2 separate regions of the Mus musculus genome follow, and region 2 is linked to region 1. A link is a loop called in an ENCODE intact Hi-C map of the cell type or tissue named here. Cell type or tissue: heart. All regions are shown on one strand. Each heading gives the region's core, and the rest is flanking DNA. Links, peaks and the distances in the headings are about the cores only.

Evidence for each region. Hi-C counts contacts between places; a loop is a spot of excess contacts. Peaks named below come from ENCODE experiments on the same cell type or tissue, not always from the same donor. Only the 100,000 strongest peaks of a DNase experiment are listed, where the experiment ranks them.
Region 2: a loop joins it to region 1, with 2.1 times the contacts of the local background. A loop is called at or near these places in 7 of 42 quality-filtered maps.

Annotation. Positions count from the first base shown.
Region 1 is chr19:47,261,793-47,267,163 of GRCm38, forward strand. Sh3pxd2a (SH3 and PX domains 2A) reads right to left here. Exons shown (of 15, transcript NM_008018.4): 15 at 1-5,371. The coding sequence ends at 5,195. Among named protein-coding and RNA genes, the nearest start is that of Mir6995, 9.1 kb to the right of the region's middle. In heart, for the core only: a CTCF peak has its summit at 2,684 (motif pointing right); DNase peaks (open chromatin) are centred at 2,052 and 2,689.
Region 2 is chr19:47,499,568-47,504,899 of GRCm38, forward strand. It overlaps Stn1 (STN1, CST complex subunit), which reads right to left. Exons shown (of 10, transcript NM_175360.3): 10 at 1,466-2,150. The coding sequence ends at 1,993. Among named protein-coding and RNA genes, the nearest start is that of Gm19557, 11 kb to the right of the region's middle. In heart, for the core only: CTCF peaks have their summits at 3,203 (motif pointing left) and 4,212 (motif pointing left); a DNase peak (open chromatin) is centred at 1,074.

The sequences.
Region 1 (5,371 bases), core at 182-5,181:
TCACTCTCAGCACCGAGCTTAGGAAACATGGGGACATGAGACTATCAGATTGCCCCAAACGGGACTTATCAAAAATCCCAGCCGGTCATGAGGAGCCTTCCACACTCACAGGAAGCGATCTAAGGTTCGCTGTGGAGACGGAAGGCTCGCTGTGGAGACGGGAGGCACTGCTGTGTGGACAGCTGCAGGCCCTACTGTCTCACTCCTCATCTGCCAGCCTGCCTGTCCTTCAGAAACAAACCGTAACCCAGTAGCTCATGAATCCCCGGGGGTCTCATGCCAAGGAGAGGATGGAGGTGGGTGCCCTAATTTAATCACTTCAGCACTTCCATACTCAACAGTATCTTTTCCATGTCTTCATCTTGGTGCCCGGGACAATGGCCTGCCTGGGCTGCTTCTGTTCGCTCTGTTAATACCAGTGTGAAGTTTCCAACTAAATAATAAAATAATTACAAAAAAATTTTTAAAGACACATTGCACTCTCCAGCCAGAATCGTGTGAATGACACACATGTTGTCAGAAGCTGCGCGTCCCTTGGGACCTGCCCAATGCCAAGGACTAGTTCAATGGAGACTGCCTGCCCGGTACTCATTCTCTCTAACCCCATGCTATTCAAGTGGAGAATTACCACCAGTCTCTTTCTTCTTACACACACATATGCACTCATGAACTTCCCATGCTCGTGGAAATGACCACACACACACACACACACACACACACACACACACACACACATTCTCAGCCCTCAAAAAAGCGAGGGAATCTTAATTGGTTAGTGATGTGGACTGTTGTCTTTCCAGAGAGCTGCATGGGTATTCCAATTACGGCTATGCAGCCATATCTATTCCAAGGGAGAGACCCAAAAAGGGGCCCGGTCCCTCTTCCTATCTGTATAGAAATTCACACAAGATGGGTCAGAGCAGCAGGCCTACAGTACTATATAAACGGGACATACCAGCAAGGCCGTGCTTGCTATCCTTGGGGAGCCGAGTTCTGGAACTTGCTCCTCGCCCCCAAGAAGCCATCTTTTCCTGCCTCTTTTCCTTGCTGCATGAGAAAGGATGCTCGTGTGCACCTGCCTCAGGAGTTCCTGTTATTAGAGACAGGCTCATGCCTTTTGCCCAAGTCACTGAGATGAATGGGTGGCCAGGACTCAGCTCCAGGCCTACTGCAGGCCTGTAGGAACTGGCTCTCACTGGGTAAGTGGGGCTTACAGCACGCACCCTCCAGATGAGTTTGCTTATGGCCAGGATTCCTGCCCACAAGCTGAACTGAGGTTTTACAGTTTTAGAAAGACTCAAGCACACATCCAAAGCTTCATAGCCCACACACATCAGGAGGCTGGGGCGAGGGGGCTGCCGGTCTCTATGAGCAGCTGACTGCAAAACAGGAGAACGGGAGTGGATGTTCTCATTCTGCTCTGGGGACCGGCCCAGGAGGTCAAGAGCACCATGCCACATCCTTCTAGGTGGACAACACTGATGGGCTGTCCTCGGGTGGCTACCTCCCACAACTCCTCCCATTTTCTGCAGACAGACTCAACAGGGTCTCCACTGTCCCAAATCCCTCTTGGTAATATTGCACTTTTCCTGTCTCAGATTGTTTTCGTTTTCCATTGAGAATGCAAAGTCTTTAGAGGGAACAGGGGGCTCGAGTAGCCTGAAAAAAAATTATATATTAGTCAAACCCAGGAAAAGTCGGGGTGATTTCACCTGGTCCCCACCCCTTCCTAAAAAACAGAACACTACAACTTAAATAACTCTACATCTATTCTGCAAGTACTAGTCATATGAAAATAACATTTGACTGAAATTCCCTTGTCTTTTTTCCTTAGATGATAGACGCCGTAACATGCCTTGCAGGGGAAGCGAAGGGTATAAATGCCAGTAAAATACTCTCTAACATCTCAAAGTGCCTACGAGGGCGCTATATAATGCCTTCGTCCATTAGGAGTGAGAAAGAGGAACCCTTGGGGCCAGGCTTGGGGTAGAGAGTGAGGCCTTTGCAGACAGAACCCTAGTTGTGAAGGGAGCCTGGGGGGAGCAAACAGGAACCTGCTGCTGATGGACACCCCACTACCAGCTTCCTCCTGCTCCCCGACTGTGAGAGCACAGAGGAGCCAGGCAGTGTAGCCAGGCCAGCTACTGGCAAAGGATACGGTTTGAAGACTTTTCCCTCCACCCCTGTGATACAAGAAAAGGGTCTTTAAACTGAAAGAAAACAGAGCACCAGATGATGCGTCTTCGGGCATTATATAAACCTCAATAATGACCTCAGAAGGGCTCATTCTGATTAAAGTTGCAGTATACAGCAATACAATGTCATTTCACATTTTCAATCATAACAAATGGAAAACTAGGTTTGGACGTTTCTGAGATTCCACTTTTTTTCCTTTTAGTTCGATCTGGTTTTCCTCTAGGTGGGTCAGAGCCCCAGGCCCTTCCCTCAGCTGCTGTGGTCTGTCCAATATCACAAAGCAGCTCATTAGCTCTAAGGAAAAGCCCTCTCGCCTGGGGAGGGCTAGGATTCAGGGACACATCGCCTGGCATCTCTCGACCATGTCTGGGAAGGCCTGGTATGCACCCTTCTTGTTTCAAGTATTCTTTGTGCTGGCAGGGTTTGTGCTGTGCCCTGATGGGTTTGGTGGTGAGGGACCTTGGCTATGACTCCTTGCCCAAGTCTACATCCTGACACTAGGTGGCGACGTTCCCCACTTTTCCCAGATGCCTGAGCAACTCCCAGCCATCCCTGGGGCTGGATGTTACAATGTAAACACAATGACCACACAATAAACTAGAGGGGCAGGGGAGGAACACAGTACTAATGCAGTGCAGGAACCTGCCATTAGTTTGACAATTTGGGGAAAGTCATTTCCTGTCCTTGGGCTAAAGTAACAGGAATGGATAGTATGGAGTGACCTCTAAGGTCCCCCACCCTCCCTGTCCCACTTTTAAGGATCTATGATTTCAGGACACGGGGGATTGTGAGAGAATCTTTGGGATGTGGCAAGGACAGGGGAGGTGGGGAAGGCTGGCTCTGGGGATCCTGGTGGTCCAGTCCAACTGAGATGCTCTGTGCCTGGCAGCCAGGCGGGCGCACTAATGGAGCTGGCTCAATGCAGACATCTGAGGAGTGAGGCTGTGGCCCCTCCCCCTGGCAGACGGCTACGTCGAAGGTCCTCTCACCTGACAGCCACTCTACTTTAAATTTTATTTTAAATAGTCATAAATTACTTTTTTCCTCTTTTAATAAATACGTGCTGTTTTAAAATGAGAAGTGTATATGCTGCATCTTTAAGTAATGCACTTCGCTCTCCAGGTTGCTTTCCATTCCACCTTAAAGTGCATTAATGAAGAAATAATGAACCACTTCTTTATCATTATTGTTCAAATAAGTACAAATAATATCATGAAGACACTATACCACTATCATTAGTACTGCAATCTAGCAGATTAACTCAACAACCCCACTCTATTTAATACTGTCCAGCAGAAGAAAATTAACTAATTTCAATTTTAAACAAACTCATGAACACAGAAAAGGAAAATAGAACAATGTCACCACCACGGGCTTTTGACAGAGGAGGCTAGTGGGTTGCATCCACCTGTGGGAGAAACATGGCTTGGGGATCCAGGAGGTTAGGGTTGGGAGCTGAAGGCAGACCTGCCTGGGAGGTGGGGTGAGGGGCGCTCTTCCTCCCATGTCTGTTGGAACCAGCAGCCCTTGGTCAGAGGAGATGCTGGCAGCTCAGCCACAGGCTGTGAGACAGGATCTGTCCCAAGTCAAAGGCACGTATGGCATCCACTCCTGGCATGAGGGGAGTCCTGGAAGGACACTGCGGGCTTCTTTCCGGAGGGTCCCCTCTGAAATGTCAACCACTGACTCACGACCCAAAGCAGACAGAGGACTGTTTCCACTCCACTCTCTTTTGCTTCTCTGTTCCCCGGGGGGTGCTGCCCCTCAGGAAGATAGGGTTGGCTCCTGGCTTCAAAGTCCTCCATCTTCTTGGGTACCTTGCCAGCAGGCTAAGGGCACAGTGTCTGCTCTGGGCTGACCCAGCCAGGGTCCCTTCTGCCCAGGTTGGAGAAAGTGGGCAGAAGTAGGCAGATTAGCCACCCAGCAGGCTGCCCTCTTTCCCTCTTGGGCAGGAACCTGAACACTTTGTTTCACCGAGCCGGGGACTTGGCTTTACCCAGTTCCAAACTCCCTGCTAAGGTGCCATGCTTGGGCACTGTGTACACAGTGGAAACCTAAACAAACAATCTGGTTTATGGAAAGGCAAAAGACATTAAACCAAAACCCAAATAAAACATCCCTCCATGAATTCAACGGAAACCCCACCCACCACTACCCGTCTCCTATGTGAGGCTGAGCCCCTCGGGCCCCCAAACAACTTCTAAAATAAACCCCAAACCAAACGCTTGATATATAAACCTCCAACCGATAACCATTTCCCAAACATGCAGAAGGAATTGCCTACCCGGAAATCCTCGAGCAATCTCTAGATTAGGAGGAGACTCGCATCCTCTCGGCCAACTCCCACACTGTCCTCCACGTGCCCCGAGGAGGGCAACTCTCCTTGCCAGGCCAAGCCAGCACAGCAAGAGGAGACAGTCCTTGTTGGCACCTGGGAACTCTTTTAACTACCAAACATAGGCTGTGGCCTGGCCCCAGAAAGGGCTGAGCTCTTTGGAGACGCTGCCAAAGCCCAGAGCTGGTAGTTCTCCAGAAACCCATCAGTGGTCGGTGGTGGACTAGAGACCAATACAATCTCCAACACATCACAAGGGCAATGCAAGAATGACTTCCAGAGGCAAGAAGCCAGCCACTGAAGTGGCTGAGCAGGGCAGGACCCAGGACACCTCATGACATCTTTTCCAGATCTGCAGCAAGGCACGATTAGGCTTTTCCCACATGGCCTGTGCTAAATGACATATGGTCCATCCGCATGCAACGTGCAATGCGGGGATCCCGGGCCCAGGGCATTCCTGCTCTTCCCTTTCTCCTAAGTGTGCATGCCCATCACACCCTCCCTTCCAGCTGGAGGGTGTATTGGGGGGTCACATGTTCTGCAGGGTTCAATGTTGTCATCCCCCTCCCCCCCTCCCATCTTGTCCATCCCCGTGTCTGGCGTGCCGCAGCTCATCCAGTGGCAGCCAAGGCAGCACGTTGAGTCTGGAAGGACCCTGTGCTATTAGTTCTTCTTCTCAAGGTAGTTGGAGGGTACCCAGCCCTTGAAGGGCTTCACCTCATCCAGGATCTGGCAGTACCACCAGCCATTGGGGTTCTTCTCCAGCACCTCCATGGACACCCCCTCCTGGAAGCCAGCCGTCTCTTCGTCCCCCTCATAGTCTGCAATCGAGATGTACAC
Region 2 (5,332 bases), core at 333-5,332, 240 kb after region 1:
TATATTCTAGAAACACTAGGAATCAAGACAACTTAGTAAGCTACAGCGTATGGCTTAGGTGTAGACTGTGAGAAAGCTGTCGGTGGGCTTGACCTGAGCGTCTGGGGAATGGAGCCGGCATGGCATCTCCTGCATCGGGGGTGGGGCTTAGAAAGAAGCAAGGCAGTGCCTGGGGTGACCCAGAGACTGGCTCTGGACAGATTTAGTTGGTGACGTCTCTAAGACACCTAAGCAGTTGCCAGTATGAGGATATATGGGTGTGAAGACGGCAGACAGGCCCACAATCTCATGCCACCTGGAAAGAGCGGCAACAGGCAAATGACATGAGGTTAAGATCTCTGGAGAACAAGATAGCTAGAAATGAGGTCTGGGGCTGAGACTGACTCTTGAGCACGTGGGCAGATGGAAGCCTGAGTAAAGTTGCAGCCAGGGAATTTGGTGCCCTGAAAGGGAAACGTAGCAAGTGCTTCTAGAAGGGAAGAAACGAGGAGCTGCCTGTGCCAACCCACGCTATCCACATTTACTGACTATGTAAAGACACACAGGGAGTTTCATACCAATGGCATTAATTTCACACAAACTAGTCTGTAACTCCATTCTCCTCACAAATCTGGGGTACTGGCCATGGCTACAGTGGCTAGCCATCTGCACCATCATTTTAGTGGCTGTGTAGTATTTCATTGTGTGGTATATATTTAACTTCTCCAAATATAAATTATTGTAGATTAGACAGTGATGGACATCTTGCACGTTCATGATTCTCACACCTGTGTGCTTCCCCCCTCCCCCCCAAGGAATCCTCATGAAACTGCTCTATCTAGCACACGAGCAGTTTATGCTCTGATTCCAGGCTCCCTCCTTGATTAGTGGGAAAGCTCCACTACTCAGGATATAGTCATTCAACAGGGACCAGCTGCTGAGCTGGAAGAATTCCATGCAGATCTTGTTGAGCTGAGACCCTTTGGGAAGCACAGGGAAGAGAAGGTGGCTGTGTCGTCCCTATTAATACAGAGTCGCCAGAGGCCTGGAATAGCTCCTGGGCCCAAGGGATTTCCAGCTGAGCCATCCAGACTCAAGCTACGTCAAAGGCTAGCACAGCAGACTAAGGCAGATGTGCCCTCTGCAAAATGACTGTAATTAACTCTAAATCTTCCTCCATGCTTTCTTTCTGCCGGCTGGATCTGCCATTTGCTGTTGGAACAAGCCTGCTACATAACTCAGATGTTTTCTTTACCTTGTCATTCTGAGCATCACCTGTCTGGGCACATACCGGGCTTCGTCTGGATGGTGTCGGCACACCCTGCACACTCAGCGGCAACCTTGAAAATAACACTATCAGCCAGACAGTTGGCCGATAGCCTCTGCCATCTTCAGGGGCACCGAGGAACCACACATTTAGTTGGGCACCTCTCCTGAGTGCAGGGAAATGTTCTGAGACAACTTTCAAGTCATAAGGAAATGAATTGAAATGCCAAGCCATGCATTGGAGTTTTTATTCTTCAATGCAGATCTGCAAGCCTCAGCAGCCCTCACCGCTACTGCTGAAGTCCCAGGAAACTGAGGCAAACGTCAATTACTGTAGGAGACGATGCGCCTATACGAGCTCTTGACACATCAGGGGAGCCTGGTGGGGATGTATGTGGTAGCTTGGAGTGTGACGTTTTCAGACGGTGTAGTCTGCTATTTCTGCTCCAGTTCAGATGTGGAGGAGCCTTCGCCCTGGGATGCCCCTCTATCGAGACGGGGCCCCTGAATTCAGACACAGTGATTAAACCAGCAACACCGTTTTCTCCCATTCTGTTCTGAGTGATGGGAAGTCCAGCCAGGGAGCTGACAAGGAGGGCTTGTGTGTGTCATGGCTGACATCAGAGCCATCTGTCTCAGTCCTATTTTCCTGTGACTTATCAGAGCTTACTATGGGATGTGTAAGTCTTTACTGGGCCTGTGAGCAGAACCTAGGGTAGAGCCTCCCGCTTTGCTCCGCGGCTCTGCTCAGAAGGCCGCGTAGTAGTGGTCCGCGGTGCTGACGATGTCACTCTGGTCCTCCAGGAGCTCCAGCACCCGCTGCAGCACAGCCTTGCTCAGGTCCCAGCGGAGGTTGAGGTGCACACAGTTCAGGATGTGTAGCAGGTGGCAGCCCTTCTCCATATCTACAGGCAAGGGCAGACACCAGGTGTGACTGTGACAGCCGGGCCCTCCTCTGTCCCTCTCCAATGTGACATAGCCCGAGGCTCCACACGCATGCCTCTGTGACACAGCCCACTTCTCAGACTTCCAGTCAATCTGTATAGCCTATCCTAATGGCTGTGTGGTCCCTGATAAACCCTTTTCTCTGGTACACAGTACTGAATCCTGGCTTTCCAGGAGGCCTCTGGAGACTCACAGTAGAGCTGGCCTTTTCTTTGCTTTTTTCTTTTCTTTTCTTGTTTTTTTTTTTTTTTTTTTTTTTTTTTTTTGAGACATGGTTTCTCTGTTTAGCCCTGTAACTCACTCTGTAGACCAGGCTGGCTTCTACTCAGATATCCACCTGCCCCTGCCTCCCGAGTGCTGGGATTAAAGGCGTGTGCCACCACTGCCCAGCGAGAGCTGGTCTTTCTTAACTCAATGGGGTGGCTTGGCTAAGGGATTCCTACCTTGAGCCCGTCCCATGTTTCCTCTTCTGGCTTTCACTGCGTCATATCTATGGCAGTTGTAGTTTAGTAATCTTTCACCTTTTGACCCCAAACTAAGCACTGGGCACTCAGTGATGAAAGCTGAAGGCTGGCACCCCACCCCCTCGTGGGGTTAGTGATCATTACCTCTACGCTCATGTGTTAGCAGCCTCTTCTCCTTACCAAGCAGACTAAAGCAGACTAGAACGGAAGAACAAATGCACTGTGCTGTGTTCTGTCCCTCTACGTCATCTGGACATCTTCTGACATAAACAATATCCTAAGTCACAGAGGAACCTCATCACTAAAAGCCAGGCCCTCCTCAGAGCCCCAGCCCTGGCACACACCAGCTGAAGCTGGTCTACGCTCCCATGGTAACCAAAGGGCTCGAGTGGGGAAGGCTCTCAGAGAAGCAGCTTTGTACCCTTGAGCAAGTCACAGCACCCACGAGAATCAGTTCTGTTTACTGGTTGTGGGACAGGGAGCATTTGTGATCCTCTCATGGCCTGAGGTCCCAGGCTAACAAAGGTTAGATTGTGACCCCTAGTGGTTGAATATACTCATTACTTTCAAAATGCTGTCGTTGAAGAAGCACTCTACATGTGTGTTACAACGGTACATGTTACACAATACATGTTACACGGTACATGTTACATGGCACCCATTAGATGTAAAAAGGACACAGCGAATACACAGGGCGTGGCTGTGTTCCAGAGCTGGTCTTCCAGGGAATCTAGGTGAGATGCTTACTTGCACGTTTTGTGCTTAATTTTTCTACTCATGAGAACATTTCCAGAGTCAAAAGACATTTGGGCTGGGTGGTGGTGGCGCACTTGGCAGGCAGAGGTGGGCAGATTTCTGAGTTCTAGGCCAGCCTGGAACAAACTACAAAGTGATTTCCAGGACAGCCAGGGCTACACAGAGAAACCCTGTCTTGAAAAAACCAAAAAAAGAAAAAAGAAAAAAAGAAAAAAAAAAAACATTTGGATCGTACAACTCTTTTTTGGAAAATTTACCATTGTTATACCATATGTAAAGCTGAAATCCAGGCTTTTTAATCTAGAAGCCACCTACAGTAGAGAAAAATCCACACAACAATCCCACCTGAAATGTTTCTGCTTCAGTATTCAGCCAAGGGGCAGAGAGCTAGAGCGAGCCTTCAGGACCCCAGGCTAGAGGTAAGGGCTACCAGTCACTGTCCCGTCGGGAAAGGGAACCTCGCTTTTCTCACCCCTTTCTAGCCTAAATTAGAATTCTCTCAACAGCTTTGGGAACACCAATTCACATTCTTCAGGTAGACACCACTGTCACCTGCTCTGCAACCAGGCTCTCTCTGATGCCACATGCTGCCCACCTTCTGAAAGGACGAGCCCCTTAGTCCTTCATGGAGCTGATGCCGGCTTAGGCTTAGTGCAGACACTTTCCTTGCTATGGTCTCAGCCCCAGTCCCTCTAAATGTCAGCCCATCACTTATTAAAGGCCCAGTAGGAATGATGAAATGAATAGACTGACCTCTCTGGACAACTGTGGAATAGCATGTAGCCACTTAGAAGTTGGAGGCATCTTTCCACACACAGCGCAATTGCCAATGCCCTCTAGAGGTCAATGCTGGGTGCAGACAATGCAGATTATAGGCCAACCTTGAGTTTCTAGAAAAGCAGGATTGTGTGTTTGCATGTGCACGGAGCACCCCCAGACGGATGCTGGTCTGGTGTGGAGAGGGGGGTCTGAGGTCCTCTGAGCAGTTCTGCACTGTCTGACTTTTTAGGACCTGCGTATTTATTACTCAGTGCCACAGGTTATGACAAGAGAAAGACAGGTGACTACAGCCAATGCTAAGAGAGTTCCTGTGAGCCGGGCAGTGGTGGCGCATGCCTTTAATCCCAGCACTCGGGAGGCAGAGGCAGGCGGATTTCTGAGTTCGAGGCCAGCCTGGTCTACACACGGAGTTCCAGGACAGCCAAGGATACACAGAGAAACCCTGTCTCGAAAAACCAAAAAAAAAAAAAAAAAAAAAAAAAAAAGAGAGAGAGAGAGAGAAAGAGCGAGAGTTCCTGTGAGTATCCTAGGGAGTTATTCGCACTAGGTGATTGGCCGATAGCTCTTAGAGGCCTGCATGTGTTGGGAGCAGAGCTCAAAGGTCCTTGCACTCCCAGGTCTCCAGGAAACCAGGATGTCTTTCCAATGGAAAATACGTAAAATTTGTTTTTCCATTCAGAAATCTGGGAATCGGAGGTGATTAACAGCCTGATGATGTGCAATATCTGTCGGGCCAGGACAGATCAAACTTATTTTTTATTTTTATTTTTTAAGATTTATTTATTATTATATCTAAGTACACTGTAGCTGACCTCAGACGCACCAGAAGAGGGCGTCAGATCTCATTACGGGTGGTTGTGAGCCAACAGGTGGTTGCTGGGATTTGAACTCAGAACCTTCGGAAGAGCAGTCAGTGCTCTTACCCGAGGAGCCATCTCTCCAGCCCCCATATCAAACTCTTACAACCGGGACCAGTAATGACTGGTAATCTCAATGACTTGTACAGTCAGAGGCTCCCCCAACCAGGACCAAAGATACCTAGTAGTCTAAATGACCGTTACAATATCTGTATAGCCAAAGGCTCCCCCAAGCTTTCATAACCAGGACCAGAGGTGGCTAATAGCCTAAATGACCTCTCCACT